Regions from separate parts of the Homo sapiens genome. Here region 1 is linked to region 2. The links are chromatin loops, found by intact Hi-C in ENCODE. Cell type or tissue: heart left ventricle. All regions are shown on one strand. Each heading gives the region's core, and the rest is flanking DNA. Links, peaks and the distances in the headings are about the cores only. Region 1 has its middle 12 kb from the start of MYL12A. Region 2 overlaps MYOM1 (myomesin 1).

The links. Peaks named below come from ENCODE experiments on the same cell type or tissue, not always from the same donor. Only the 100,000 strongest peaks of a DNase experiment are listed, where the experiment ranks them.
Region 1: it touches region 2 in a loop (2.4-fold over the local background); 79 of 110 quality-filtered maps call a loop at or near these places.

Annotation. Positions count from the first base shown.
Region 1 is chr18:3,227,857-3,244,346 of GRCh38, forward strand. It overlaps a transcript of MYOM1 not described here. Among named protein-coding and RNA genes, the nearest start is that of MYL12A, 12 kb to the right of the region's middle. In heart left ventricle, for the core only: no CTCF peak of the experiment used is centred there; no DNase peak of the experiment used is centred there.
Region 2 is chr18:3,129,797-3,146,286 of GRCh38, forward strand. MYOM1 (myomesin 1) reads right to left here. Exons shown (of 38, transcript NM_003803.4): 14 at 12,143-12,267; 15 at 5,751-5,934; 16 at 4,854-5,028; 17 at 1,579-1,700. Among named protein-coding and RNA genes, the nearest start is that of MYOM1, 82 kb to the right of the region's middle. In heart left ventricle, for the core only: no CTCF peak of the experiment used is centred there; a DNase peak (open chromatin) is centred at 9,705; H3K27ac peaks cover 4,357 bases.

The DNA.
Region 1 (16,490 bases), core at 3,613-11,612, 97 kb after region 2:
TAATGGCGATAGTTATACAACAGTGTAAATGTACTTACTGCCACTGAACTGTATCCCTAAAATGGCTAAAATGGTAAATTTAATGTTGTGTATATTTTACCACAATTTTTTAAAAAAAGGAACGCAGGAGTCAGAGATTTTACCCTACTTGCAAACTAAAAAGTGATCCTGCTACAGTTTCATGAGTGTTGACAGAAGACACAAGAAGACAAAGAGCTTTACTCCTGACAGCAAGAGCAGTGGCCAAGTGTCAGCATATTCTTCACTGGTTTGCCAGCCCCCAATCCCCATGTTCCCAAAGGACAACGTGATGAAGACCAGGTGACACCTGCAGTCACAGTGGGCTGCATTACAGAAGAAGAATCTTGACTTTAGAGCACCTGAATATTTCATCATGAGCATTCAGCATACCTGCCCTTTGCTTCAGAGGGAGATATTCTTGTTACACTGGATAGTAAGCGTGTCTGCCTTTTGCTGTGGCTGGAGACACTTACTCTGTCTTCAAAGGCTGTTCACTATATGAACAGTCCTGCAGAAACAGGCTGGAACAACGGAGAGCCAGATCTTCGCTTGCAACATGTGCCGAAACACAAGAAGCCCGCGGAGAACTGTCTCCCGACAATGACTGTGTGTTACTTTTACAAAAATCATATGGTTTTTTTTTTCCTTTAAAAGTAAGAACCAGAATAAAGATCAGCAGATCTGAGTTTTCAGTTTCAATTCATTTCGAATTTCCTTTTAACAGTTTATAGCAATAAAATTGACACACCATAAATTAATCCATTTTAAGAGTAAAGTTCAGGGAGTTTTAGTCAATTTTTACATTGTGCAACCATCACCAAAATCCAGTTTTAAAACACTTCCATCACCCAGAAAAGTTTCCTCAGGCTTGTCTGCAGTTAATCCTGGGTCCCGCGCGTGACCGAGGCCACCACTGACCTCTGTCTCTACAGTTCAGCTTTTTCTAGAAATTTCACACAAATGGAATCCTACCATATGTAGTCATTTGTGTCTGGTTTCTTTCACTTGGCAAGATGTTTTTGAGTTTCATCTGGATACTGGATGCACCAGTATTGCACTTGGTTCTCACCAATGTCCTACCCTGTCCGCAGTTGTCCTTTCAATAACAATGAATGAATGTGTTGTATTGCTCTGCTATAATTTGTTACCTGGTCTCTAAGTGTTGAGCACCTGGAAATTTCCAGTCATTCACCAGGACTAGAAGCTGGAAGCAGGCATTTGGAGCATCTTTAGTTTCAACCCAGCTCTTTTATCACCTCTCTGTGACTTCTTTTGAGAGGCCTTTTTTAGCCTCTCGGGCTCTTGTTTATTCATAGTTCCCCCAATAGAGTGGGATTGGAAGAGTGGTTCTCCTTCCTGGCTATACATTAGTATCACCTGAGGAGCTTTGAAACTGTACTCAGGCCTAGGCCATATTCTAGGACAATTAACTCCATATCTCTGGCATGAGACATGAACATCAGTATTTTTTAAAAGCTCCTAAATGATTCTAACATGCAACCCAAGAGAAAAAAAAAAAAAACCTCTTAGGTCTCTTTCAGTTCGAAAAGGATAAAAGCCTGAATTAAAAAGAAAGCTATAAATATTTTGCACAAATAGAAGTATTCCTTTTTAACTACCTCCTTGGGAAGTATTTGCCCAGAAGGTACTATGAATTGGAGGGTATGTTTTATGAGATTGCTATTTGGAATAATTAGGCTAATGTATAATGTCATCAACCAAATATGAATGTACTCTTTCCTCATTGCCCCATCAATATTGGAATGGTTAATTTTAATTTATTTTTGCAAGTTTAACAGTAGTGAGATGTGGCCGGGCGCGGTGGCTCACGCCTGTAATCCCAGCACTTTGGGAGGTCAAGGCATGCGGATCACCTGAGGTCGAGAGTTCAAGACCAGCCTGACCAACATGGAGAAAACTTGTCTCTATTAAAAATACAAAATTAGCCAGGCGTGGTGGTGCATGCCTGTAATCCCAGCTACTCAGGAGGATGAAGCAGGAGAATGGAGAATCAGTTGAACCCAGGAGGCGGAGGTTGCAGTGAGCCGAGATTGCGCCATTGCACTCCATCCTAGGCAACAAGAGTGAAACTCCATCTCAAAAAAAAAAAAAAAAAAAAAAAGAAGTGAGATATGTCTCATAGCTATCCTCAAATGCGTTTAAAAAATTATTTGTGAGGCTGAGCATGTCCTTAAATGTTATCCCACTATTTGGCTTTCCTCTTCTGTGAGGTATCTTTTTCCTGAGATCATTATTAATCTGTTAATGTGATAATAAAATAGCTACCATTATTTGAGACCTATTGTGTGCTAGATACTATACCAGTGCTTTACAGATATTATTTTATATATTTGTTACAAAATCTCTTCAAGGCAGTTATTATTCCCAAGCTAAAATGAAAATGAGGCAGGAGAATAGGGTCTGGAGGCAGGGAACCTAAGGCCGAATTCATGCTGACTTCCCAGAACTAAATCACAAGGAAAACCCCAACTTTCCATGCCCAGGTAACGAAAGGACCAGAGGCTAATACATTTGCAACCTCCCGTTTTCTGAGTGACAGATGAAAAATTGAAAGTGCCTCTGATTTGTCCCCTCTGGGAGACAATCAGGCTGGTTGCCGGCCAAGTTTTCATTTGCATAGTAGTATAACTTTGTAACTTCACTTCAGCCTCTGATTGGTCACTTTCTGCAACCAATCAGACCTTTGCATAGGGTGTAACTTTGTAACCTTGCTTCAGCCTCTGATTGGCCCTCTCCTGCAATCAATCAGACTGATCTCAGGCCACTACTTCCTTTACCTAGGGTGTACACCAAGTAACCAATGGGGAACTTCTAGAGGGTATTTAAACCCCGGAAAATTCCGTAACTGGGCTCTTGAGCCACTTACTTGGGCCGCTCCCACCATATGGAGTATACTTTCATTTTCAATAAATCTCTGCTTTTGTTGCATCATTCTGTCCTTGCTTTGTTTGTGCATTTTGTCCAATTCTTTGTTCATGATGCCAAGAACTTGGACACCTTCCAACAGTAACAAAAAAACCAAGGCTCAGAGAGGTTAGGCAAGTACCCCAAAGTGACACAGCTACTAAATAATAGAGCTGGGATTTGAACCCAGTTCCAGCTGGCTCTCAAGCACCATTATCTTTGCTAGACAGGAAAGCACTCAATGCCTGCACTACTCATACCCCTTCCTGAGGAAAGCTGCCCTGCTGATGTTTAGAACTAGGTGACCTTGCTTTTTGATCCCAGGTGATGGGTCATTTCTGATCTAAAGGTAACAGTGAATGGCCTGGGCCAAAAAGGCGAGCCAAGCCAATCACACTCCTCCCGTAAGAATTTGAATTTGAAAAGACTGAGTGTCAATACACTTAATAGAAGGAACGAAAGTCAAAGAGGCTGAATCAAGGTATGCCACGGGTGTATTTGGAATCAGATGAGCCACAGCATGCTGAAATTATGAGGGACCGCAAACTAAAGTTAGCAAAGATGGGTGGCAGGGAGCAAACAAAACAAATGGGCTTAAAGAAGCAGAGGTGCAACTGGAGAACAAACATTTGGCCCATGAAACCCTTGAGAGAAAACCTGAAGAGCCAAGCCTTCAAACTACCTCTGTTTTCAGCAGTAATCCAGTCATGTGTATCCCTAAAATATGCATCCTTTTTTTTTTTTTTTTTTTTTTTAGACGGAATTTCACTCTTGCTGCCCAGGCTGGTGTGCAATGGCGCGATCTTGGCTCGCTACAACCTCTGCCTCCCGGGTTCAAGCAATTCTCCTGCCTCAGCCTCCCCAGTAGCTGGAATTAACTACAGGTGCGTGCCACCACGCCCAGCTAATTTTTGTATTTTTAGTAGAGACGGGGTTTCACCATGTTGGCCAGGATGGTCTCGATTTCTTGACCTCGTGATCTGCCAGCCTCGGCCTCCCAAAGTGCTGGGATTACAGGCATGAGCCACTGCGCCCAGCCGCATCCTTTTTTTTTTTTTTTTTTTTTAGTTAATTGGACTGTCCCTGTTCCTTGCAATCAAACAAGCCAAAATAAAATATTCTTTCTATTAAATGTTTGCTAGTGTAGATATTAAGCTTTTACTTGTCATTTACCACAAAAAGTTTCCATTTCAGTTATTTCCTTGCTTTTTTTAATTATATTTTGAATTTTTAAAAGTAGAACCCGGCCAGGAGCAGCGACTCACACCTGTAATCCCAGCACTTTGGGAGGCTGAGGCTGGCGGATCACCTAAGGTCAGGAGTTCAAGACCAGCCTGGCCAACATGGTAAAACCCCGTCTCAACTAAAAATACAAAAATTAGCGGGGTGTTGTGGCACACTCCTGTAATCCCAGCTACTCGAGAGGCTGAGGCACAAGAATTGCTTGAATCCTGGAGGCGGAGCTTGCAGTGAGCCGAGATGGTGCCCTTGTACTCCAGCCTGGGCAACAGAGTAAGACTCCATCATGGAAAAAAAAAAAAGTAGAACCATCCGTCATATAATCAATAACCACTTTACTAGTCAAAAACTTAAATTCATGCAAATGATAGTAACAGAAAGCAGATCAGTGGTTGTGTGGGTCTGGGAGAGGGGACAGGTGGGAAGACTTGGGAGCAATGGGTCACAGTGGAGCCCGAGAGCACTCTGGGGTGATGGGTATGTTACTATCTTGATTGCGATGATGGTTTCACAAGTGTATACATGTATTAAAATTTGTCACTTGGTACAGTTTAAATATGTGTAGTTTATTGTGTTCTAATAATACATTAGTTAAAGCCATTTTTAAAAATGTCTACTCTTCTTCCCAACAAGGATACTTATACAATTCTATTCAACTTATTATGCTTTATGTTCCATGCTTACCTATAATTCACCTGCAGTTGTGATATATGCTATAAGAAATTAATTATATGTTTATATTTTTCAGTTTTAATAATCTATTTTCCAACTGTATTTCACATAAATATGTTTCACCATTGGAAAATCATGTGTTGAGCACTGCAGTTTTAAATTTATTTCTATTAATATTTTTCATTCCTTGGCCAATTTTCCTATTTTTAAACGTAGTACAATCTGATTTGGAGGTTTGAAATTTTGTTCCTTTGTAGTGTTTTAAAGTCATGCTAAGGCATGCACCCTAATGAGCATTTTATAATGGAAAGAGCATATAATAGAAATAATTACTGTAAGAACTAGTATAGATATATTAAAGATTTTATGCATTGTTCTCCCCTGCCTTGGACAATAGTTTTTATTGTGCCTTTATATGTAAACAAGATCTGTCTATGGCTAATCTGGCCACTTCTACTACCTATGTACCACAAAAATTTATTTTTGGACCTAGTGGACCGTACAGAAGTTTGGTAACAACATTCATCTGGTTGAGTTTCAACACAGGATTACTTTCATCATTTACCCACTTGCTAAAACTCCCTTACTTTTTCTACTACTTTTGTTCCAAAGTTCTTAAAGTTTATAGATTTAACTGAGGTTTTACTAAGCACACATGACATGGCTAGCACTCTGCAAGGTATTGAGAGTACAAACAGAGTAAGTTACTCTTGGGAAGCATGTCCCCTTACCCGCTTACTATCAGGGCTTGCTCTTTTTCCTCAAGCAAATAATGAACTGTGTAGCACATGGCAGGACACTGAATAATAGACCCTGGTAAAGCCCCTCCAAACTTAACCTATGGCTCTCTGGCCCTTCAGGGATTACTGGGTAGCACTGCCAGCCCACAGCTTTAATGCTTTACTGAATCAACACTCTGTGAGGTAATGCAAAAAGAGGTGTTATGTGTTCAATGCTGACAAGTCATATGAATGGAAACTGTCCACGGATTCATCTACCATTCCTTCTCCAGAGGAAAGAAGAACTCAATCAAAGTCCATAATACATCTACAGGTGGCTGGTAGAGGCACTGATTTCAGTGGAATTAGGCCTTGCTGGAAATTCTGCAAGAGACCATACAGACTCTTTTTCCGGGAAGAATAACAACAAAAAAGTCAACATTTCAAGTAAATATTCCCACTCCAAATTATTAACACAGTCATTCTTATCAATAGTTAGTATGTTTCACAGATCAATATAGCACAGAGGCTGAAAGGTCAGGCTTTGAAGTTATACAGACATGCGTCACATTCCTACCTTTTCCTCTTACCCAGAATATGACCCTGGGCAGGTCACTAACCTTGCTAAGCTTCAGCTCACTCATCTGTAAAATGGAGGTGACAGTCATTACCTTGCAGCTAATGTTAATGAGAGATAATGTGAATAAAACACTTTGCAGAGAGCTTGGCTCATAGGACGTGCTCAATAAAGAAGAAGAAGAAGAATATAATGTTTATTATTATTGTTAAAAGTATACATTGAAAAACTTCTACTTAGCTAATGTAAAAGTAATATATGTTTACAAGCCAGTTTGGGAAGCAAGTCAAACATACAGGAAACAGTAGAGGAAAATCCCAAATTATGTAACATTGTTCACCGTACTAGGATGTTAAGCATGACATTCCCATTATTTTAGAATTGTGGGAGCTGTCCCAAAAGCTGGAAACGTTCATTGTCAAAACATCTATACAGGACATGTTACAAGATTGTGGAATTAATTTTGTGACCCCCTAGTTAATTATCCACCTCAGGAATTATAGGAGGTAAGAAGATCAATCTTTAGACCCAAGAGATTCTAGGGACACCAGCATCCAGAGTCGTTTGGGGAGAGTTGCCAGCGTGCCACACCCAGCCCACACACAGTGAGGAGTGGGCGGCGATTCTCACAGCATTTTGAAGCTATTGCTGTGCCACCTTCAGCTTGCACGGTTGCTACAGGAAAGCAGGCTGCCAGCCTAATTATTGTTCCATTGAAGACACTCCCTTTTTTTCTGGCAGCTTTTACCATTTCCCTTTTACCCTGCATGTTCTGCAGCTTCATTGTGATAGAACTTACTACAGATTTTATATATTTTATTTTTCCTGCTTGATAGTCAGAGTACACTCTCCATTTGAATGAAAAATTTGGTCTCTCTTTCAGTTTCAGAAAACTCTGTCATTATCTCTTTAAATTTTTTTTTTTTTTAGAGATGGGGGTTCACGCTGGATTGCCCAGGCTGGTCTCGAACTCCTGGCCTCAAGCAGTTCTCCCTCCTCAGCCTCCCAAAGTACTGGGATTACAGGTGTAAGCCACTGCGCCTGGCCCGACATACTTTTGATATTGTTTTTTCCATCATTCTCACTTTATCTTGTTCTGGCTTTCCTATACACAAATTTATACCATGTCATCTCAATACATCCTCCATGATTCTTGACAGCACTTCTACATTTTTTTCTTTTTGTCTCTTTGTACTGTGTTTGGGTTAAGGCCTCAGTACTTCTAATCCATTACCTCAAAATGTCCCAAATGATAACTGTCATTTCCTACCATTACCACACTCTGCCCTCCAAACTATTTCTCCTCCTTACTTCAGTGAGTGGCCTTACCATCTGTCAGAAATCTTGAGCTTCTCCCAGACTTACCCTCTGCTAATCCTCCATACTATTACTAGAGTGCTTTTTAAATAATACGATTCTGAACATACTAATCCCATACTTAAAATGTATGCATGGCATCCCACTGACCTTTGAAACATGGCTTAGAAGTCACTGAGGACACAGTCCCTGCTTCCCTTGTTGGCCTCATGTTTCTAAATTTTCCCTTTATATTCTGCCTTCTAGCAATTCATTCATTCAAATATGCATCTTTATACATTGAATGCCTATAATGTGCCAACTACTCTTCTGGACCTTGGGATACTTTAGTAAACAAAGCAGCCAAAAGATCCTCTTCATGGAACTTAGTAGGGGAGACAGATGGTAAACAAAATGAGTAAAGTGCCTGGTGTGTTGGAAGTAATAAGTGCAATGGAAAAAATAAACCGAGAGAGGGGAACGCTGTGGGTGGAAGCTGGGTGATGGAGACTTAAAATGGAATGACCAGAGAAGGCTTTACTGAGATGGTAGTATCTTCTTGAAGATGCGAAAGAGTTGAGGGCATGAGTAGTGAAGAATCTGAAGAAAGAGCATTGAAATCAGGAACATCAAATGCAAAGGTCTTGAGGTGGAAAGTTATGTGACTTGTTCAAGAAACATTTAGGATGTCAATATGGCTGAGCAGACTGGGGAGGGCAGGAAGTAGGAGAAGAGGGTGGGGAAGTTCCCAGAACCTGAGTTATTGGGCCTTGCAGGCCATGGTAAAGCACTGGGCTTTTACTCTGAGTGAAGTAGGACACTTCACTCAGCATAGTCACGTAAGTAGAGGTGGTAGGACACTTCACTTCACCATGGAGGGTGTCAGGCAGAACAATGATGTGCTCTAGTTTATAGTTAAAGGATTACTCTATCTGCTATGTGGAGAACAGACTATAGGAAGAAAAGGAAGTAAGAAAACTACTTAGACCTCTTTAGGAGGCTTTAACAAAAGTCCAGGCTTGAGATGAAAATGACTTGCACTGGGATAGTGGCAGTAGAAGTGGTGAGACTTAATAAAATTCTGGATATATTTTGAAGGACTTTGCTAATAGGCTTGTGCTAATTATGGTTTTAGGCCATGGAGATACATCTATGAACAAAGAAGACAGAAAATCCTACCAGAATTGACTGAAAAGTTGAGTGAGGGGCAGGAAAGAAAAAGAGGTGGCAAAGGTGAGTCAAAGTTTTCGGCCTGAGCAACTTAAAGGATGGAGAAGACAAACAGGATGAGCAGGTTTTGGAGGTAAGATTAGATCATTTGTGGAGTGTGAAGGTTTACATGCCCAACAGACATCCTCATGGAGCTGTCAAGTGAGAGGTTAGATATGTGAGTCTGGAGTAAAGGTCACAGGTCTTGGCTAGAGATACACACTTGGTGATCGGTGTATAAGTGGTATTTAAAGCTATGAGAGTGGATGAGGTCAGCTCAAAAGGACGGCTGACAGAAAAGAGAAGAGATCCAAGCACTGAATCCTAGGCTACTCCATGTGATTAGCGAAATTAGGAGGAATTGGCAAAGGAGACTGAAGAGTAACCACAAATGAAGGCAGAAACCAGGACAGTGTGGCATCCTGGAAGCCAGAGAAGAAGGTATTTCAAAGGTGAGGGAGTGAGCACCTTTTCTAATACTATTTGAGAACTGTGAATTGGCTATGAGGATGTAGAGGTCACTGGTGACCTTGACGAGCACACATTTGATGGAGTGGTCAGAAAAAAAAGATTTATTATAGCAGATTCAAGAGATAATTGGTCAGAAAAGGATCACTGAGAAAGAAAAAAGTAAAAACTAAAATAAAGAGAGAATTGGGTTTGTATACCCATGTTCATAGCAGCACTACTCACAATAGCTAAAATGTAGAAGCAACCCAAGTGTCCATCAACAAATGAACAGATAAGGAAAATGTGGTGTATACATATCGTGGAATATCATTCAGCCTTAAAAAGGAAAGACATGGCCGGGTGTGGTGGCTCACGCCTGTAATCCCAGCACGGTGGGAGGCTGAGGCAGGTGGATCACGAGGTCAGGAGATCAAGACCATCCTGGCTAACAAGGTGAAACCCAGTCTCTACTAAAAATACAAAAATTAGCCGGGCGTGGTGGCGGGCACCTGGAATCCCAGCTACTTGGGAGGCTGAGGCAGGAGAATGGCGTGAACCCGGGAGGTGGAGCTTGCAGTGAGCCGAGATCACACCACTGCACTCCAGCCTGGGCAACAGTGCAAGACTCCGTCTCAAAAAAAAAAAAAAAAAAAAAAAAGGAAATACATTCTGACATGTTACAACATCGGTGAACCTCAAGAACATTATGCTAAGTGAAATAAGCCAGTCACAAAAAGACAAATACTCTTATGATTCCATAACTTACATGAAATACTTAGAGTGGCCAGAATTCTAGACAGAAAGTAGAATGGTGGTTACTGGGGGAAGGGAGGAATGGGGAGTTATTGTTTAATGGTCATAGAATTTCAGTTTTACAAGATGCAAAGAGTTATGGAGCTGGATGGTGGTGATGCATAACACTACAAATATATTTAATCCACTAAGCTTTTAGTTCCCAACCTTTTTGGCACCAGGGATCAGTTTCGAGGAAGACGATATTTCCAGGGACTGGGGCAGGGGTGGCGGTCGGGGGGCAATGATTTCAGAATGATTCAACTCATTACATTTATAGTGCATCTTATTTCTGTTATTATTACATTGTAATATATAATGAAATACATATACAACTCACCATAATGTAGAATCAGTGGGAGCCCTGGGCTTGTTCTCCTACAACTGGACGGTCCCATCTCAGGGGTGATGGGAGACAGTGACAGATCATCAGGCATTAGATTCTCAAAAGGAGAACATGACCTAGATTCCTCGCAATGCACAGTTCACAATAGGGCTCATGCTCCTAAGAGAATCTAAAGCCACTGCCGATCTGACAGCAGACAGAGCTCACGCAGTAATGTGAGCGATGGGGAGCAGTTGTAAGTACAGACAAAGCATCACTCCCTCCGACCTGGGGGAGGGGGGAGGCAGGGGGTGTTGGGGACCCCTGCACTGAGCTATACAATAAACATGGTGAAGATGGGAAATTTCATGTTATGTACATTTTACTAAATTGGTGGGGGGGTGGGGGCATCGAGAACCAGTGAGTACAGGTGACTTGGTGACTTATTTAAAGGGTTTTCTATAAGGGAGCAAGAAAATAGGACAACAGCTGAAGCGAGTTTTTGTTGTTTGTTTGTGATACGGTACATTAGTTTTTTATTGCTGCTGTAACAAATTACCACAAATTTAGTGGCTTAAAACAACACAACTTAGTCATCTTACAATCTTGTAGGTTGGAAGTCCAATGTGGATCTCACCAGGCTAAAATTAAGCTGTCAGGGAGACTGTGTTCCTTTCCTGAGGCTCTAGGGGAGAATCAGTTTCCTAGCCTGTTTCAGCTTCTAGAGGCTTCCTGCATTCCCTGGCTCCTGACCCCTTCTTCCATCTTTAAGGCCAGCAACATTGTATCTCTTTGACCCTTCTTCCACAGTCACATCTTTCTCTAACAGTCTTCTTCTGCCTCCCTCTTCTTCCAAGACCTCTTGTGGCAACGCTGGGTATACCCAGATAGTACAGGATAATCTCTGTATTTTAAGATCAGCTCATTATTAACCTCATTCCATCTTCTCCCTTGATTCTCCTCTGCTGTGTAACCTAACACAATCACAGGTTCTGGGAATTAGGACAGGGATATCTTTTGGGGGTCCTTAGTCTGCTTATACATACGGGGTACATTACAGCATTCATGTTGATGGGGATACTCCAACAGAGAGAACTTGATGATGCAGGAGAGGGCAGAATTGCTGGTGTGGCATGAGCAAGAAAACAGAGGAGCTGGCTTTCTATAGGAGCAAGGAGAGTTCCTCTCTAGTTAGCAGGAGAGGAGGGGGAGGACAATGCATGAAGACAGATGTTGGCTGGTGGGTAAATGTGGTGGGGGCTCGTGAGAGCCATTATCTTCTCAGTGACTTAGCAGCAAGGTTGTCAACTGAGAGTGAGGATAGAATAGAATGTGTTAGAGGTGTGAAGAGACAAAAGTTATAAAACTGACATCAAATAGACAAGAGCATGGGCCAGGGGATGGTGCCTCATGCCTGTAATCTCAACACTTTTGAGGCCAACGCAGGCAGAGAGCTAGAGCTCAGGAGTTCAAGACCAAGCCTGAGCAACGTGGAGAAATCCTGTCTCTACAAATAATACAAAAATTAGCCAGGTGTAGTGGTGTACACCTGTAGTCCTAGCTACTCAGGAAGCTGAGGTGGGAGGACTGATTGACCCTTAGGAGGCCAAGGCTGCAGTGAGCCATGATGGTACCACTGCAGTCTGGCCTGGGTGACACAGCAACACCTTGTCTCAAAAAAAAAAAAAAAAAAAAAAAAAAAGAAATTGAGAGAGCGGAGCATGAAAAGACTAGAGAAATGTTGTGGGCATCGAGGGCCCACTTGAAGTCTGTGGTCATTAACTTAAAGTGCAACCACTTAGCTTGTTTCCTACACTCAAGTGGACAAAGAATTCATATATTTATTAGTCAGAGTAGTAAATTTCTCCCTAAGAAATTTACATGGATTATTGTGCTTTATCCTCACAACCACTGAATAAAGTGGGCACTATTATTATGCCCTTTTACAGATGAGGAAACTAAAAGATTGGCTAAAGTAAGCATCGACTATAATTTTTGTTTTAGGTATTAGTTTTATTTCGGGGATTCAAAAATAATATTTGTGTCATAAGATTAATTTAGTAAATGTAATTTAATCACTACGTTTATTCATTAACGAACTATTATAGTATCACTATGTTAGGCTATATACTTCAAAACAGCTTAGATATCAGGAATCTTTGTCTTTTAACAGTTAAAACAGCATTTCTCCAGTTAACTATCAGAGCCAGTGATATGGTTTGGCTGTGTCCCCACCCAAATCTCATCCTGAATTCCCACATGTTGTGGGAGGGATCCGGTGGGAGGTAACTGAATCATGGGGGCAGGTCTTTCCCGTGCTGTTCTCATGATAGTGAATAACTCTGACGAGATCTGATGGTTTTAAAAAGGAGAGTTTCCCTGCACAAGTTTTTCTTCTCTTGTCTGCCACCATGTAGACATGCCTTTCATCTTCTGCCATAATTGTGAGGCCTCCTCAGCCACATGGAAATGTAAGTCCACTAAACCTCATTCTTTTTTAAATTGCCCAGTATCAGGTATGTCTTTATCAGTAGCATAAAAATGGATTAATATAGCAAATTGGTACCAGTAGAGTGGGCGCTGCTGAAAAGATACCCAAAAATGTGGAAGTGACTTTGTAACTAGGTAACACACAGAGGCTGGAACAGTTTGGAGGGCTCAGAAGAAGAGAGGAAAATGTGGAAAAGTTTGGAACTTCCTAGAGACTAGTTGAATGGCTTTGCCCAAAATGCTGATACTGATAGTGACAATGAAATCCAGGTTGAGGTGGTCTCAGATGGAGATGAGGAACTTGTTGGGAACTGGAGTAAAGGTGACTCTTGCTATGTTTTAGCAAAGAGACTGGTGACATTTCGCCCCTGCCATAGAGATTTGTGGAACTCCGAACTTGAGAGAGATGATTTAGGGTATCTGGCAGAAGAAATTTCTAAGCAGCAAAGAATTTAGGAGATGACTTGGTGCTGTTAAAGGCATTCAGTTTTGTAAGGGAAGCAGAGCATGAAAGTCTGGAAAATTTGCAGCCTGAAAATGCAATAGAAAAGAAAATTCCATTTTCTGAGGAGAAATTTAAGCCGGTTGCAGAAATTTGAATAAGTAACGAGGAGGTGAATGTTAATCCCAAGACAATGGGGAAAATATTTCCAGGGCATCTCAGAGGTCTTCATGGCAGCCCCTCCCATCACAGGACTGGAGGCCAAGGAGGAAAAAGTGATTTCATGGGCCAGGTCCAGGGTCCCTATGCTGCAGGCAGCCTAGGGACTTGGTGCCCTGCATCCCAGCTGCTCCAGCCATGGCTGAAAGGGGCCAAGGTACAGCTCGGGCCGTGGCCTCAAAGGGTGCAAGACCCAAGCCTTGGCAGCTTCCACATGGTGTTGGGCCTGCAGTGCACAGAAGTCAAAAATTGGGGTTTGGGAAACTCCACCTAGATTTCAGAGGTTGTATGGAAACACCTGGATGCCCAAGCAGAAGTTTGCTGCAGGGGCGGGGCCCTCATGGAGAACCTCTGCTAGGGCAGTGCAGAAAGGAAATGTGGGGTGGGAGACCCAACACAGACTCCCTACTGGGGCCCCACTCAGTGGAGCTGTGAGAAGAGGACCACTGTCCTCCAGACCACAGAGTGATGGATACACCGACAACTTGCACTGTGTGCCTGGAAAGCAACAGACACTCAGCGTCAGCCTGGGAAAGCAGCCAGGAGGGAGGCTGTACCCTGCAAAGCCACAGGAGCAGAGCTTCCCAAGACCGTGGGAACCCACCTCTTACATCAGCGTGACCTGGATGTGAGACATGGAGTCAAAGGAGATCATTTTGGAGCTTTAAGATTTGACTGCCCTGCTGGATTTTGGACTTGCTTGGAGCCTGTAGTCCCTTTGTTTTGGCCAATTTCTCCTATTTGGAATGGCTATATTTACCCAATGCCTGTACCCCCCTTGTATCTAGGAAGTAACTAACTTGCTTTTAATTTTACAGGCTCACAGGTGCAAGGGACTTGCCTTGACTCAGATGAGATTTTGGACTGTGGACTTCTGAGTTAATGCTGAAATAACACTTTGGGGGGCTGCTGGGAAGGCATGATTGGTTTTGAAAAGTGAGGACATGAGATTTAGGAGGGGCCAGGGTGGAAGGATACGGCTTGGCTCTGTGTCCCCACCCAAATCTCATCTTAAATTCCCACGTGTTGTGGGACGGACCCAGTGGGAGGTAATTGAATCATGGGGGCAGTTCTTTCCTGTGCTATTCTCATGATAGTTAATAAGTCTCATGAGATCTGATGGCTTTAAAAAGGAGAGTTTCCCTGCATAAGCTCTTCTCTGCCACCATGTGAGATGTGACTTTCATCTTCCGCAATGATTGTGAAGCCTCCCCAGCCACATGGAACTGTAAGTCCATTAAACCTCTTTCTTTTGTAAATTACCCAGTCTCAGGTATGTCTTTTTTTCTTTTCTGAGATGGAGTCTTGCTCTGTAGCCCAGGCTTGAGGGCAGCGGCATGATCTCGGCTCACTGCAACCTCCGTCTCTCAGGTTCAAGTGATTCTCCAACCTCAGCCTCCCGAGTAGCTGGAATTACAGGCACGCACCACCACGCCCAGTTAATTTTTGTATTTTTAGTAGAGATGGGGTTTCACCATGTTGGCCAGGCTAGTCTCGAACTCCTGACCTCAAGCGATCCAGTCACTTTGGCCTCCCAAAGTGCTGGGATTACAGGCATGAGCCTCTGCGCCTGACCTCGGGTATGTCTTTATCAGCAGAATGAAAACAGACTAATACTGCCAGATAATTTATTATCTATATAATCCTTATTCCTTTTTTTGTTTGCTTTATTCATATTCTCTGTTCTTACATCTCATTTAGTATTTTAATTTTTCTAAGCATGTATCTATTTAACTTATTTTTTCAAATTTTCTAGTATGGAAGTAATAAGTATCCCCAAATACCCTTAATTCAATTTCACATAATTTTTTATCTCATTTATCATCCCTGACTTTAATGATAATTCTGACTAAAGTTTTTTAAAAAGCAATTCTTTATATATGTAGAATCTTCTATATCTTTGTAATATATTATTTGTAGTTTTGGTGCTCTAAAATTAATTATTATACAGATTTATGTAAACGCTTATTCATTTAAAAGAAAGGAGCTCCTCCTACTGTTTTCCTGAATTAAAGGATTAATGCTAATTGTTACATCATAAATATTTCATGTATGAAGAATTAGAATTCCATGTATGTAGGCAAAACCAGAATGTAAGCCATGTCCCTTAACATTCAATAGTTTCTTACATGCAATAAAAATTGCAAGTGATCCATATAAAATCATTGACTTAGGTTGTAAATACCAAGGATCCATTCTGCTATGCTTCCTTGCTGTTGTTTGGGTAACGAAATTTTCCTACTTTGGACCAAAGGAGAAAGCACAGTACAGTAAAATAAAATATGGGCTTCGGGCTGGGCCACTTACTAGCTATGTGCACTTGAACAATTGACCAGTTACCATGTATTTACCGGCACCTGTGGATATTAGGCATTGTATTAGGAGTTAGAGATATGTGGATAAATATCCACATATTTACTGTTTTCCTTTCTATTCTACCCCCGGACAATCAGAGACAGGATTTATAACCCAGGTTCTTTCATTACCTTTTGGGAAACCTGTGCAGATCATTCAAGTATTTGAGCTTGTGTCCCAATCAATGAAACGGAGGTAATAATGTCTATCTCACAGGGTTGTTGTAAGAATTATATATTAGAAATGTTTATATAGAATACCTAGCACATAATAGGCACAGATAATAATAACTGTCCATTCCATTTTTTTCTCCCTTTAGATCTCACTTGGGGAAAAAAAACACCACCACCTTACTCTGAGGCAGGAGCAATGGATAGTGACCTTGTAGAAATTATAGTACTCCCGAAATAATTGATTGCTATAAATATTGAGTTTCCAAATGATTAGTGCTGGGTTTTCTCAACCTAAGCACTACTGACTTTTTGGGCTGAATAACGTTCTGTTGTCGAGGGCCGTCCTGTGCATAGTAGGATGTTTCGCAGCGTCCCTGGCTTCTCCCCACTAGATGCAGTATCTGTCCCGTTTGTGAAAAGCAAAACTGTCTCTCCAGACATCGCCAAATGTTCCTTCAGGGCAAAACCCAACCACCACTCCTCCACTATTGAGAACCACTGCAATAGTGGATCATAAGCTCACATTTAGTGGGCCTTGAGAGGTATTCTAAAAATTAAATGACATAGAATTTGCTATGGACTGAAT
Region 2 (16,490 bases), core at 4,724-12,723:
AAAGGGCTTTTAGTATATATAAGGAAAAGCAAATCTTAGACACAAATATTGAGAGATGTAAGCCCTATTATTCAACAGAATGAAAAAAGGACTATAAAGTGCACAAGAGACATCATATTAAAGATCCTAATTTTATAACACCTCGAATTATGTGCAGTACTACAATAGTAATGGTCTGTACCTCTCAACCTCAAAGAGACATGTTTAGAATGGTTCACATTATAAGGAATCTTCCTTCCTTCGTTTTCTTTCTTCTTTTTTTTTTTTTTGGAGTCTCACTCTGTCCCCCAGGCTGGAGTGCACTGGCGCAATCTCGGCTCACTGCAACCTCCACCTTCTGGGTTCAAACAATTCTCGTGCCTCAGCCTCCTAAGTAGCTGGGATTATAGGCATGCACCACCATACCCGGCTAATTTTTGTATTTTCAGTAGAGACAGGGTTTAGCCATGTAGGCCAGGTTGATCTCAAACTCCTGACCTCAAGTGATCCACCCGCCTTAGCCTCCCAAAGTGCTGGGATTACAGGCGTGAGCCACTGTGCCCGATCCCTATGTTATAAGGAATATGAAAAAGCTATATGAGATGCTAACTGAAGACAATCAATATTAAATCAGCTTTTTAAAAAACATGCGTTACTATATAATAAATTTTATTTTATTTATTTATTTATTTCAGACACAGGATCTTGCTTTGTTGTCCAGGGTGGAGTGCAGTGGTGAGATCATAGTTCACTGCAGCCTTGAACTCTTGGACTCAAGTGATCCACGTGCCTCAGCCTTCTGAATAGCTGGGACTACAGACATGCACCACCATGCCTGGCTAATTTTTTTTATTGTTATTTTTAGAAATGGGATTTCACTATGTTGCCCAAGTTGGTCTCAAACTCCTGGACTCAAGCAATCTGCCTGCCTCTCCCTCCCAAAGTGCTGGGATTACAGGTGTAAGCCCCCGTGCTCAGCCCACAAATATTATTTGTATTGTTTCTAACCACCTGGGTCCCTTTTCTACTTTATCCAAGATTGGGAGGTACATCACATACACACATATAATTACTTTATTACTGGTTTTATTCTGTTGGTTACTTTGCAAGCAAAGATGAAACATATGATTAAGCAATTACATGTGCCTTGCATGAATTTTAGAGGGGTTTATAAGAAGCATGTTAATGTTCTGTTAGCAAAAACAAGCCAGGCTCTGGCATAGACCAAATGGCTTTTAGGGACAAGATGATCTGTGTTATGGGTGATATACCACTTCATGGAATCGGAATGGCCCTTCACAGTCCCAGGATGAGCATGAAGTTAGAATGGAGTTTCACACAATGTGAAATATCTGAGGAAACTTGGGTTCGTGAAGATGAAAAGGCTATGGATGCACAGAATCTGGATAAGTGATGAAGGTCTGTAAAATGGCAGCTATGGAAGGTTAGACATCACCTAGAGTCAGAGAAAATGATCATCTAAGGATGCAATCATCCAGCAATATTGGAAGCTAAATAATTTCTGGAGAGGATGGTATCTTCCTTTCTAACATAGAAAAATCCATTTTTCCCCCATACAGTTATGCATAAGGAACTTACCAATAGCAGCTTTGACTTCAATAGCTTCTGAATCCTGGGAATATTCACTAAGTCCAGCTGCATTGACTGCTCTGACCCGGAAAATATAACTCTGACCAGTCACTAATCCATGACAAGTGAATCTAAAAGGAAAACAAGTTTTAAAAAATTTTCCTAGGAGGAAGATTAAGGAAGATGATTGTTAGCTTAATGGAGTGGATCTGGCTTTATGAAAACAATTCTTTTTTTTTTATTGTGATTTATTTTGAACAGAAATGGGGTCTTGCTGTGTTTCCCAGGCTAGTCTTGAACTCCTGGCCTCGAGCCATCCTCTCTCCCACCTCAGCCTCCTAAAGTGCTGGGATTACAGTTGTAAGCAGCATGCCCAGCTAATAATTCATTTTTTAAAGGAAGAAAAAGATGTAGAAAGATTCAGGTAATATATATACTTTAGACAAGAAGGTAACTAAGGCACTTTTCTAAACCCACTCTGTCAAAAAATGAGGAGCCCTGGTCTTCCCCAAATGCTCACCAGTAAAATAGGGATAATGATGCTTACATGATAATTTTCATGTAGAGGTTAGTTATAAAGTATATAAAGTACCTATATAGGGCCTGGCATATATGAGGTACTTAATAAATAATAATTAGTATTAAAATTATTAGTATTAATATTATTATATATATGTATATATAATAATAATATATACATATATAATAATATATATGAGTTATACTCTAAAATTATTATTATATATGTGTGTGTATATATATATATATATGAGTTATACTCTAAAATATATATATATATATTTTGAGACGGAGTCTCGCTCTGTTGCCCAGGCTGGAGTGCAGTAGTGCAATCTCAGCTCACTGCAACCTCCAACTCCCAGGTTCAAGCAATTCTCTGCCTCAGCCTCCTGAGTAGCTGGGACTACAGGCACCCACCACCACGCCTGGCTAATTTTTTTGTATTTTTACTAGAGATGGAGTTTCACCATCTTGGCCAGGCTGGTCTTGAACTCCGACCTCGTGATCCACCCACCTCGGCCTCCCAAAGTTCTGGGATTACAGGCAAGAGCCACCAAGCCCAGCCAACTCATATATATTTTTTAACTTTTATTTTAGGCTCAGGGATACATGGGAAGGTTTGTTATATTGGTAAACTCGTGTCACAGGGGTTTGTTGACGGATTATTTCATCACCCAGGTATTAAGCCTAATACCCAATTAATAATATGATCAATGACTATTTTAGGTATATAACTATGGCTGTAAGGCATTGGTGGCTCCTTGTCATAGAGGCCTAGTCACTGTCTCGCTGCATGCCAAGGAAGGTACTTACTTGGGAAATTACTATAGAATCTGAAGATAAGGTGAACAATGGATTCTAGAATTACCATTTAGATATGAAGATTCAATAATGAGGTGTGAATCCATGGGAAGTTTCATCCATAAAAACAACCTAACTCTTTTCATAGCTATTATGGCTATAAATAGCTGTTTCATGAATCACTGTAACATTTGAATCCATCCTAAGGACTGCAGCCAGAGGAAATAACAGGTCTGCTAACGAATCTATGACTATTCGCATGTTCAAGTATTTAACAAAGGAGCCATAATCTAGGCCAGCCCTTCAGTCCTTAGAGTCAGCTTTGCTTCAGCAAAGATTTATTGGGGTCTCGGTGTTCCAGACACTGAGTTAGGTACTGTGGACAAAAGATGAACAAAAAATGGTGCCTGCCCTCTAGCAGCTCCTGCCTACGCACCACCAGCATTTCTGAATAGTCCCAGGAAAATGCTGGGTAACTCCAAGGAAAAATGAAATACACCAACAGGCTAAATGAATCTCTTGCAAAACATATTGCCTTCCCTAATTAATCATTTATCTCTACTCTCTCACGTTCCGCAAAACCAACTCATTCTGTTGGGGTCCTCGGACTGAGAAGTGATCCAAGCCAGAAGCTGCCGAACGAGTCTATTTGACAATTTCTGGGAGGGCAGCATCCCCCTCTCATACTGGTCTCTGGTCTGGGTGCAGATCAGAATTCACCATCAATGTGCAAAGCTGATTGATAAAATAGTTGAAAGCAAGGAAGAAACCAACCCTCTCCCCATTAGAAACAAATACAAAGAGGCAGCAAATTATTCTGAATGTCTTTGTTTTGGTGTAACTATGTCTGCTTAGCACTGGGTTTAATCATGTTGATGTCCAGAATTTGTAAAATTTCGATACTTTTTTCTCTTCATTTAAAATTCCTGGGTAATTTATGTTAAGTAGAGTGTATTATATCCTCAGAATCTAATATCACGTTGCATATTAGATATAAAATCAGAGGGGTAAAAAAGGAAGAAGCAGCAAAAGCACTATGAAATGAACTCTTACAATAGTTGGCATTATGTGTTGCTAAGTGTTTAACATCATAAGTGAACCTTTTAAAAAAAGATGTATTGCATCTAATGTGTTCAATTTTAAATTCATTTAAATATCTAAAGTGTAATTGTTTTGTTTTGCTTGTTTGTTTTTTGAGACAGGGTCTTGCTCTGTTGCCCAGGCCAGAGTACAGTGTTGTGATCATAGCTCACTGCAGCCTTGATCTCCCAGGCTCAAGGAATTCTCCCACTTCAACCTCTTGAGTAGCTGGGACTACAGCACACCACCATGCTGGGCTGATTTTTGTATTTTTTGTAGAGGCAGGTTTTCGCCAGGTTGCCCAGGCTGGTCTCAAACTCCTGGGCTCAAGCAGGTCTCAAACTCCTGGGCTCAAGCAATCCGCCCACCTTGGCCTCCCAAAGTGTTGAGATTACAGGCATGAGCCACCACACCCAGCCTTGTTCTGTTTTGTTTTTTAGAGATGGGGTCTCCCTATGCTGTCCAGGCTGGCAGTGGCTATTTACAGGCCTGGTCATTGTATCCTACAACTTCAAACTCAAGCTGTAGTTGAACTCAAGTTGAACTCAAGCTCAAGGGATCCTCCCTCCTCAGCCTCCTGAGTAGCTAGGACTACAGGCCTGCCACTGCCTTGGCTTATTTAAAGTATAATGTTTTCTTGTTTTTTTTTTCAGTTTGTAAAGATAGGGTCTCACTGTGTTGGCCAGGTTGGTCTTGAAATCCTGGCTTCAAGCAATCTTCCCACCTCAGCCTCCGAAAGTGCTAGGATTACAGGTGTAAGCCACCACATCCAGCCAAAAAGTAAAATTTTTTAAAAAAATCTCCTCCATTGGATGTCTGTGTGCCGTATGTGTCTATGGCAGCTCCAGAGGCCATTGCCCGCCCTGCACACCCGACTGAGTTACCGTGAGCCCTTCACGGGGTTGTTGTTACAGGGCTCCCACTTGCCAGAGCCAGCAACGCTCGCCTCTATGTAGTACCCGACCAGCTCTTTGGCATCTTTGGACTCCTCCCACGAAACTACCACTGAGGTGTCTGTGTTTCTGCTTGGGATGATTTTGCCAGGAGCCTTGGGGATATCTGAGAAAGAGGAAAATGGTGATCAAACTCAAGTGGTTTTAAAAATTCATCCTTATCATCTATGCACAAACACACACCTAGGTATTTTACACACTTCGTCATGTCAAAAGAACAGCTGCTTTATTTTACGATTTTTTTTTTTGAGACTGAGTCTCGCTCTGTCACCCAGGCTGGAGAGCAGTGGCGGGATCTCGGCTCACTGCAGCCCCCACCTCCTGGGTTCAGGCAATTTTCCCACCTCAGCCTCCTGAGTAGCTGGAATTACCAGGCATGTGCCACAACGCCTGGCTAATTTTTGTGTTTTCAGTAGAGATGGGGTTTCACCATGTTGGCCAGGCTGGTCTCAAACTCTTGGACTCAGGTGATCTGCCTGCCTCGGCCTCCCAAAGTGCTCAGATTACAGACATGAGCCACCGCGCCTGGCCTACATTGTATTTTTTAAAGCAAAAAATTTTAAAACAGTTAGGGAGCATGGATAAACTAAATGTCCATGAACTTCAGAAAAAACACATTATCAATATTGTTGAAACTCCCAAAGAAGTTTACTTTTCATAAACAAAAATAATGAATTTTTGTTTAATGTATAGGTTAAGTACAGCCATCGAGTAAATTTATAATATGAAAGAAGGATGTCACCATTTTTACTCCTGGCCAAATATACATATACTAGATCCTTGCTTTGAAATTTTCTCTTGAAGTAAAAGAAGTTTACAGTTGCTTACCAAGTTTGTCCCCTACCACAGTCACCTCCGTTGCCTCTGAGGGCTCACCAACTCCTGCAGAATTAGAACAGCGGACACGGAAACAGTAGGATTTCCCCTCGGCCAAGTCAAACAGAGCAAAGCGGGGAGACTTCACAGGGAGCTCCGTGTTCACTCGCTGCCAGTTTTCTGTTCCTGCCTCACACTGCAGCAAGAACAGGGAAACCCATTGAAAGCACAGCAAACACAAGCGAGAATCCAGGCCAGGCAACTCCAAGTTTCATTCATCTGCAACAAACCACTCCCTGTAATGCAAGCTGGACTGGAGGAGAGATGAGGAGGAAATAGGGGATGAGGCATCTGAAGTTCGTAGGATTCTCTAAATCAAACTTGGCTTTTGATACGGTTTGGCTGTGTCCCTGCCCAAATCTCATCTACAATTGTAGCTCCCATAATTCCCATGTGTGTGGGAGGGACCTGGTGGGAGATAATTGAATCATGGGGGCGGTTTCCCCCATACTGTTCTCGTGGTAGTGAGTAAGTCTCATGAGAGCTGATGGTTTTATAAGGAGAAACCTCTTTCACTTGGCTCTCCTTCTGTCTTGCCTGCCACCGTGTAAGACGTGCCTTTCGCCTTCCACCATGATTGTGAGGCCTCCCCAGCCACATGGAACTGTGAGTCCATTAAACCTCTTTTTCTTTATAAATTACCCAGTCTCTGGTATGTCGATCAACAACATGAAAATGGACTAATACAGCGTTGTATTGTTTGAAAAATATGCTACTTTAATATTTCTCTTCCTTTGTTAACTAAATACAATAATCTGCTTACAAAAGTCTTATTTTGAGGATCGTTTGGGGTCAGGTAATTTTCTAATTTTAATTAAATTAAATTAAATTTTATTTTATTTTATTTTTGAGACAGGGTCTTACCCTGTCACCTGGGCTGGAGTACAGTGGCACAATCACGGCTCACTGCAGCCTTGACTTCTTTGGGTTCAAGTGATCCTCCCACCTCAGCCTCCCAAGTAGTTGGGACTACAGGCACATGCCACCACACCTGGCTAATTTTTGTATTTTTTTGGTAGAGACAAGGTTTCCCCATGTTGCCTAGGCTGGTCTCGAACTCCTGGGCTCAAGCGATTCACCCACTTCAGCCTCCCACAGGCATGAGCCACTGCACCTGGCCTGCCCATTACCTATTTAAAAGAATTCTTGGTCCTTTTCTTATCACTCTCTGTTTCTTAGCCTGCTTTATTCTTCTTCAATCATGTATCACTATTTGAAATTAAGTTATTTGTTGTCTCCTCCACTGAAGAGCAAATCACATAAGCTCAAGGAGCTTTGTTCACTGCTTTATGACAGAGCATAGAATTCCATCTGGCAAATAGTACATAATCAACTACAGTATTTTTTTTCTTTCTTTTTTCTTTTTTTTTTTTTGAGACGGAGTCTCGCTGGGTCGCCCAGGCTGGAGTGCAGTGGCACAATCTCGGCTCACTGCAAGCTCCGCCTCCTGGGTTCACGCCATTCTCCTGCCTCAGCCTCCCGAGTAGCTGGGACTACAGGCGCCCCCCACCACACCTGGCTAATTTTTTGTATTTTTAGTAGAGGGGGGTTTCACCGTGTTAGCCAGGATGGTCTCGATCTCCTGACCTCGTGATCCGCCCACCTCAGCCTCCCAAAGTGCTGGGATTACAGGCGTGAGCCACCATGCCCGGCCCAGTGTTTTTTTTCTAAATGACTGAAAGATGAAGATGTTTTTCTACTATATGATCCAGCAATCCCACTGCTGGGTATCTATCCAAAAGAAAGAAAATCAGTATGTCAAGGAGATATCTGTACTCCCATGTTTATTGCTGCACTCACAAAAGCCAAAATATGGAATCAACCCAAGTGCCCATCAGTGGATGAATGGATAAAGAAAATGTGGTAAATATGCACAATGTAATGTTATTCAGCCACAAAAAAGAATGAAGTACTGTCATTTGCAGCAATATGAATATAATTGGAGGTCGCTAAGTGAAATAAGTCAGGCACATAAAGACAAATATCTCATGTTCTCATTCATATATGGGAGCTAAAAAATTTGATCTCATGGAGGTAGAGAGTGGAATGGTGGTTACCAGAGGCTGGGAAGGGTTGGGGGTGGTGGTGAAGAGAGGTTTGTTAGTGGGCACAAAAATACAATTAGAAGAAATAAGTTCTAGTGTTCAATAGCACAGTAGGGTGACTATAGTTATCAGTAATTTATTATATATTTCAAAATACCTAAAAGATAAGATTTGGAATTTTCTCCACAAAAATGACAAATGTTTGAGGTGATGGGTACCCCAATTACTCTGATTTGATCATTACACATTGCAAAGATGTATCAAAATATTCAGTGTACCCTGTAAATATGTGCAATGATTGTGTATCAATAAAAACCAGATTAAAAAAAGATGTTCTCTTTTTTTGCCCAAGTCTTAGAATAATTAATGGGAAAATTAATTTTTAATGAGACTCTATTCTTAAAATTAAAATGATTTAGAGTGACTTGGAAATCCTCGAATGAAGGACGTGGTGTATATTTGAGCTCTGGTAGAAGATACAGTAACAAAACTGTCAGAAGTCTTTGGTAATCCTTATTCCCTCCTATTTTAATTTCCAACTTTGCCCATGGTTGGTAAGAGAAGAAATTTAGAAACTCTTGCCTGATTTCACTACAGAATTTTGTAACGTTTTCAAAAGACTTTTCTGAAGTCCAGATCTCGTGACAGGTTGACCAGCTGTCAGGATGGTACATTTTTGGGACTTTAAGTTTATCAGTCCACCACACAGGATGATCTTCGTTGACTTGACAGACAGGCAACATGGCATGGCATAGAGGAGACAAAGGGATGGGATCTGGTCCCTTTGTGTTAATAACAAGCCACGTGACCTTGGAAAGCCACACGCATGCTCTTGGCCTTGGTTTCGTCTTCTATGAAACGAGCAAATTTGACAAGGTAACCTCTAAAGTTCCTTGCAGTGTTTTTTATGATAACATTATCTTTTGTGTGTCTGCTGTCTCCTGAGGGACGAAACTCTCTCAGACCTTTAATCTTTTCATTTATGGCTTTGATTTCTTTTAACATATTCCACCCTGGCAAATTCTTAAGCTGTTATCAGTTGTTTATACTCTCATAAAAAAATAGCTGCCTTTCACTGTGCCGAAAACTTTATAAGCCATTATTACTCTTTACTCCTCTCAACTATGCCATGGAGTAGGTATTGTGGAGGTAGTATTGTATGATTGTCAACGTTTTCCAGAGGAGAAGACAAGCCTGGGAAGATTGAAAGGTGGCCCAGTGTAATAGTTGGATTTACGCACCTGAACCAGACTGCTGGGGTTCAAATCTCAGTTCTGTGTTTTACCAGCTCTGTGACCTCGGGCAAATTATATACCTTTCTATGCCTCAGTTTCCTCATCTACAAAATAGGCATGATCTGCCAGGCACAGTGGCTCACAACTATAATCCCAGCACTTTAGGAGGCTAACAGGGGAGGATAGCTTGAGCCCAGGAGTTCGAGATCAGCCTGGGCAACATAGGGAGACCCCATCTCTACAAAACACTTAAAAATATACAGGCATGATGAAAACAAAGATATTTACCTCATAGGACTACTCTAAGAATTAAGTGGGTTAACTCATGTAAGGTGCTTAGAACAGTGCAAATCTTGGCTATGTTCGTTCCTGCTGTTAACGAGTGATACAGTCCTTGTCTCTGACACGACCAGATTTTTGATAGGGGAGTGAGAAAAAGAGCTCAAGACGTAAGACACCTGAGGAAAAAGTTTGGGTGTAAAAAGAACACAGTAGGATGGGGAGGCTGGAAGTGCCAAGGACTGATTTATCTGAGTCCCTTGCTATAAACCCTTCAATTTCACCCATTCCAGGGATCAAGGACATGCCGTGAAGAAGAACAAGCACAGCGGTGGCCCAAGAGGCAGCATGCTGGGTGCAGGGCATCCTGGAACAGACGCAGCAGGGACAGGAGCACACAGACCTTTTCCCTTTAGAAAGGTTAGCATATCAGAACAGCTACATCAGAAATAATTTTAGCCTCAGCTCAGAACAGTTTGACATTTGGATGGTTCTGCAAATGTACCCCAGGTCCCTGGACGTGCTCTGTGTCCTCAATACCCAACATCCTGGGTGTTCTATGCCCTGTGCAGGCCTCCCTACATAGTACTGTGTTCATAAACGTCCCCTTCTGTTCCATGCCAATAGGTGTGCTGGGGGAAGAATATTTAAATTTTTAATTACAAACTCACAGGTATTTAGGTCGAGGGAAGTTATAGACTTCCACAGAGAAATTAGAGTTTATATGACCAGAGGAAAAGTTCAACAGAAGCCAAAGTTGACTCATCTGCAGAAAACGCCTCCAAATAGTTGTTATGTGCCCTTATTATAGGAAAGATGGTAACTACTGTCACAGAGGTTATTCAGAACCTTCTTCCTGTGGAGTGTTTCAAAGAGATTCAGTGGGGGTGTGTATTAAACACACTAGGAAATGAACATTGATCCACCACTCTATTTTTGCCATCTATTTTCTTTTAAAAAGCTTAGAATGCAGCCGGGCGTGGTGGGTCATGCCTGTAATCCCAGCACTTTGGGAGGCTGAGGCAGGAGGATTACTTGAGGTCAGGAGTTCGAGATCACCCTGGCTAACATGGTGAAACCCTGTCTCTACTAAAAATACAAAATTTAGCCAGGCGTGGTGGCTCACGCCTGTAATCCCAGCTACTAGGGAGGCTGAGGCAGGAGAATTGCTTAAACCAGGGAGGCGGAGGTTGCAGTGAGCTGAGATTGTGCCATTGCACTCCAGCCTGGGCAACAGAGTGAGGCTGTCTCAAAAAAAAAAAAAGGCTTAGAATGCTACTCAAGTTATATTATATTTGAAGCTGATATCTGGAAAGCATATAAAAATTAAATATTGTCTTTGTAAAACAAGACTCTCTTGGAAGATATCCATATTGCATGTAGAGGAGATAAGGCATTCATTGTTACTGATTTGCTAGGAATAAAAAGGAAGTAAAGAATGCAGCTCAAAGATATTTGCATATTGTCTTTATGTTGTTACCTAATTTTCAGAAGTTTGCATACACCTACATACCTATGAAATGTATTCTCTTGCAATAATTATCAGGGAAGGTGACCTAATAGGTGTTACAAAATTGAATGATCAAAACAGTATTAAGGATAAAAGAGAAAGACCTTTAGGAAAATTAACTGAACACCATATTTTTATAAAAAAAAATTCTACGATTTTGCTATGAAACTAAAATGTAAAGTAAATGATACCTTTTCATGCTATCACACAATTTTATAAAAATAAAATTTAAAAGTACAAACACTTGTTTCATTTATTGTTCTAAAAAATGGTGCATCACTACCAATAAATGTTCTTACATATGGGATAAAATAAACTTATTTTCTTTCATTTTCTCAATTATATCCTAATCAGAACCTTTTTAACAAATGGATTTTGAACCTCATTTTAAGCAAATTCTCTTTAAATGTCGTTTTCCAGTAGCAATGATCCTGTTAGCCAAGGACTTCTTACCCCCACTAAGACCTGTGCCTTGCGTGGCCGGCTCTCCTATTTCTACACTTGTGGCTGAGTCAGTTCTGCCGAAATAATGTTCTGTACAGGTCTTGGCTCTTCTCCATTTGTTGGGCATAAATCCTTATCAGAACTACCCTCAAATACGGATATGTGTTTGATTCACATACCGTTCTCCTTCATTCCACCCATTCTGGGCCTTCATTGCATGCTGTCCTCTCTAATGTTCTAATTCCTGACATAATTGTAAGATATCTGGGAAAGAACTTGCCAATATTTATTGTTTTGTGATCCCTGACCTCATTCCGCTACCTGTACTCAGAGTGGAGCTAGCCAAGTGCAGTGGCATGAGGTTGCTGTCTTCCACACTCCCGGCCATTTGAGAGTATTGCCCCTTCTCCGTTACCCCCTCCCTTCTAGCCTCACGATGTTCATGTCCTACTACAGAAGGAGGAGTGGTAGAGAGATGAAAAGCCATTACCAAAGCAAGGGAGACAGGAAGGTCTCTAGAAAACATTGTCATACAGGCAATCTACCATTTCAGGAACATTTCTCTTCTTGTAGGTGCTATGATGTTGGGTCTGGATCTCTTAGGAGTCTATGGGTGAGTCTTGGGGATCCATAAACCCCTTGATTTTCAGGCACAGTTCTGTGTGATATACTTTGTTCTATGGAGACAGTTCACAGTTGATAACAATCTAGTGAGATCAGGACATGCTCCCTCCTCCTCCCTCACTCCATTGTCCCTGGGAATTTAGCCTCCACTTTTCTAAAGAAATCCTTAGGAGGTAGTATGAGGTCATGTTGATTCTAGAGTCTTACCTTTTCCACAAAGTACATAATGCCCTCATGACCACGCTGGCCAGGGGGCTTCCAGCTGAGCACCACATAGCTCCGGGTGGCCTCAGTGACAGAGAGGTCTGTCGGGGGGCCAGGCACAATACCCTCTGAAAAACAACAAGGAAAAATGAGAAGCACACATTCTGGGTAGCCCAGGATACTCAGAGAGCCAAAGACGCTGCTCTCCTCCTGAGGAAGAGTTAATTATGTCTCCACAGTTTAAAGAAGTACCTTCTCTCTAAAATTCCCCCAAAACATCATTCATTCATTCATTCTTCAAATGCCATTGAGCAGTTGCTGTTGTTTTGGTTTTTTTTGGAGGGGGGGAAGGGTTTCACTCTATCACCCACGCTGGCATGCAGTGGTGCAATTATGGCTCACTGCAGCCCTGACCTTCTGGGCCCAAGTGATCCTCCCACCTCAGCCTTCCAAACAGCTGGGACCACAGGTGCACACCACCACACCTACATAATTCAAAAAAAAATATTTTTTTTTGTAGAGTTGAGGACTCCCTATGTTGCCCAGGCTGGTCTTGAACTCCTGAGCTGAAGTGATCCTCCTGCCTTGGCCTCCCAAATTGCTGGGATTACAGGTGTGAGCCACTGCAGCCAGCCCCATTGCTCATTTAGAATATAGAGCTAAGAATCTAGGATACTCTTCTTATCTTTAAATAGTTCTGAGGCCAGGTCAGGAGTGTTCGGGTGAAAGCAAGGACAAACTTCCAGAAGCACCCAGATCCCAGAAGTCCCAGAGCATCTAGAGTTTAGAGCCACATGAACCCTCCACAAGCAGGATTTACCCTGGCTCAGATATGAAAATAAGCAGGGCACAGAATCCTATAAGCAGATAGGCAGGAGCCAAGGTCCCAGTGGAGTTGAGTTTATAGTTTTAGTAAAGTTTAGGACAGTTTTAGTTTACAGTTACAGTAAAGTTGGTCTTATCAGGCAGGGAGGGAGGAGACTGGAAATACATAGACTCCAGAGGTCAAGAAAAATAATGGGGTACAGAAGAAATATTTAAAGAAATAATGATGAAAAATTTCCAAATCTGATGAAAACTACGAACTCACAGATTAGAGAAACTTGCAAACCCTATAAGCACAAGATATATGAAGAAAGCTACACAATGCATATCATAATCAAATGCTGAAAAAACAGTGATAAAGAGAATATATTAAAAGCAGATAGAGAAGACACATTATATATTGAGGAACAAAAATAAGAATAAAAGCAATCATTCTTGTAGTGTAGATCTGCACTATGCTGGACAAAGCTCTTAAAGTACTGAGAGAAAAAACTGTCAACCTAGAATTCTATACTCAGTGAAGATATATTTCAAGAATGAAGGTAAAATAGAGGATTTTTTTTACATAACAAAAGATAAAATACCTGCACTACGAGAAATGTTCAAGGAAGTGCTTCAGGTGAAAAGAAAATCATATCAGATGGAAATCTGGATTTAAACAAATAAATGAAAAGCAATGGAAATGATAAAAATGTGAGTCAATAAAGCCTTTTTCTTACATTTTGTATCTCTGAAAGATAATTGACCACAGTCAAAATAATAATATCGTATTGTGTAGTTTACCATAAATATGCAAATAAAATGTATGACAATAACAGCACCAAGGCTAAGAGTGGGAAATGGAATAATACTGTTGCAGGACAGGCACGATGGCTCATGCCTGTAATCCAGACACTTTGAGAGGCCAAGGCAGGTGAATCGCTTGAGCTCAGGAGTTTGAGATGAGCCTGGGCAACATGGTGAAAACCCATCTCTACAAAAAATACAAAAATTAGCCAGGTATGGTGGTGTGTACCTATAGCCCCAGCTACTTGGGAGGCTGAGGTGAGAGAATTGCTTGAGCCCAAGAGGTCGAGGCTGCAGTGAGCCATGATCATGCCACTGCACTCCAGCTTGGGCAACAGAGTGAGACCCTGTCTCAAAAAAAAAAAAAAAAAAAAAAAAGGCCAGGCACGGTGGCTCACACCTGTAATCCCAGCACTTTGGGAGGCCGAGGAGGGTGGATCACAAGGTCAGGAGATCAAGACCATCCTGACTAACACAGTGAAACCCCATCTCTACTAAAAATACAAAAAATTAGCCGGGCATTGTGGCGGGCATCTGTAGTCCCAGCTACTCAGGAGCCTGAGGCAGGAGAATGGCATGAACCTGGGAGGCGGAGCTTGCAGTGAGCCGAGACTGCAGCACTACACTCCAGACTGGGCGACAGAGCAAGACTCCATCTCAAAAAACAAACAAAAAAAGGCACTGTTGTAAATTCTTACACTACATGTGAAGTAATATAATATTACTGGAAGGTAGACTGTGAAAAGATGTATATTATAAATTCTAAACTACTAAAAAGCAAAATAAAAAATCATAGCCAACAAGAGAATACAGATAAAATGGAATAATAAAAAATACTCAATCCAAAAAAAGTAGAAAAAGAGAAAAAATGAAACAAATAAATGGAATAGATGGAAACCAAATAGCAAGATGATTGATTTAAATCCAACCATATCAACGATCAGATGAAATGTAAATGGTTAAAACACCCCAATTAAAAGGCAAAGATTACCAATTTAGATTTTTAAAAAGCAAGACCCAAATATATGCTGCCTATGAGAAACACATTGTATTAATATAAAGGCACACATAGGCTAAGTGTAAAAGGATGGAAATAATATACCATGCTAACACTAATCAAAAGAAAGCTGGAATAGCTATATTAAAAGTAGATTTCCAAGCAAAAAAACATTACCATGGGTAAAAGAAGTCATGTTATAACAATAAAGTGGTCAATTCATAAGAGGATATAATAATAAAAATGTTAATACATCTAATAACATCCCAAAATACATGAAGAAACTGGTAGAACTGCAAGAAGAAATAGATAAATGCACCATTTGGTTGGCTATTTCATCACTACTCTCTCAATAATTGATAGAACATGTAGATATTAGCAATAGTAAATAATTATGGATCTAAAAGACTTGAGCAATGCTATCAACTAACTTGACCTAATTAATATTTATAAAACTCAACAATAGCAGAATACTATGCTTTTTGGCTGGGTGTGTGGCTAACGCCTGTAATCCCAGCACTTTGGGAGGCTGAGGCAGGCAGGTAACCTGAGGTCAGGAGTTCGAGACCAGCCTGGCCAACATGGTGAAACCCCATCTCTACTAAAAATACAAAAATTAGCCTGGCATGGTGGTATGTGCCTATAATCCCAGCTACTCATGGGGGCTGAAGCAGGAGAATCACTTGAACCTGGGAGACGGAGGTTGCAGTGAGCCAACATTGAGCTGCTGCACTCCAGCCTGGGAAACAGAGTGAGACTCCATCTCAAAAAAAAAAAAAAATACAATGCTTTTCAAGCGCACACTAAATATTCACCAAGATAGATCTTTTTCTGGACCATAAAACAAGTTCAAGAAAATCTACAAGGATTCAAATAACACAAAATATGTTCTATTTAATTTTCATAATAGAATTAAATTAAAAACAAATAAGAGAAATATACTTGGGAAATCTGCAAATATTTAGTAACTAAATAACATACTCCAAATAATCCATGTATCAAAGAAGGTATCAAAAAATTGGAAAGTATTTTGCACAAAATAAAAATGAAAACACAACAGATCAAAATGTGTGAAATACAGCTAAAGGAGTACTTAGAAAAAAATATTTAGCACTAAATGCATGCGTTATAAAAGAATACTTCAAATTAAGGACCTCAGCTTCTACCTTAAGAAACAAGAAAAAAACCCAGCAAATTAAACTCAAATAAGCAGAAAAAAGGAAATAATAAAGATAAGAACAGAAATAAATAAAACTGGAAACAGAAGAAAAATATAGAAAATCAATGAAACCAAAAGCTGTTTCTTTGGGAACATCAATAAAGTTGATAAACTTCTAGTCAGGTCAGGACAAAGGAAGTAAAACACGAATATTAGGAATGAGAGAGGTGACACCACTACAGATTCTGCAGGTATTAAAAGGATAATAAGAAAATATGAACAACTTTATGAATGAAAAAGTTTCTTGAAAGATGAAAACTATTAAATTTTACTCAAGAAAAAGTAAATAACCTGAATAGTCCTAAATTTATTTTAAAAATTGAATTTGCAGTATAAAAGCTTCCCACAACAAAACAAAACAAACAAACCAAAAAACAAACCTCCAGGCCTAGATGGCTCTGCTGGTAAATTATACTGAATGTTTAATTAAAAAAAATAATAAAAGTTAACACAAGCTCTTTCAAAAAATTAAAATAATGGTAATACTTTCCACTCAGTACCCCAATACCAAAACCAAACCAAGA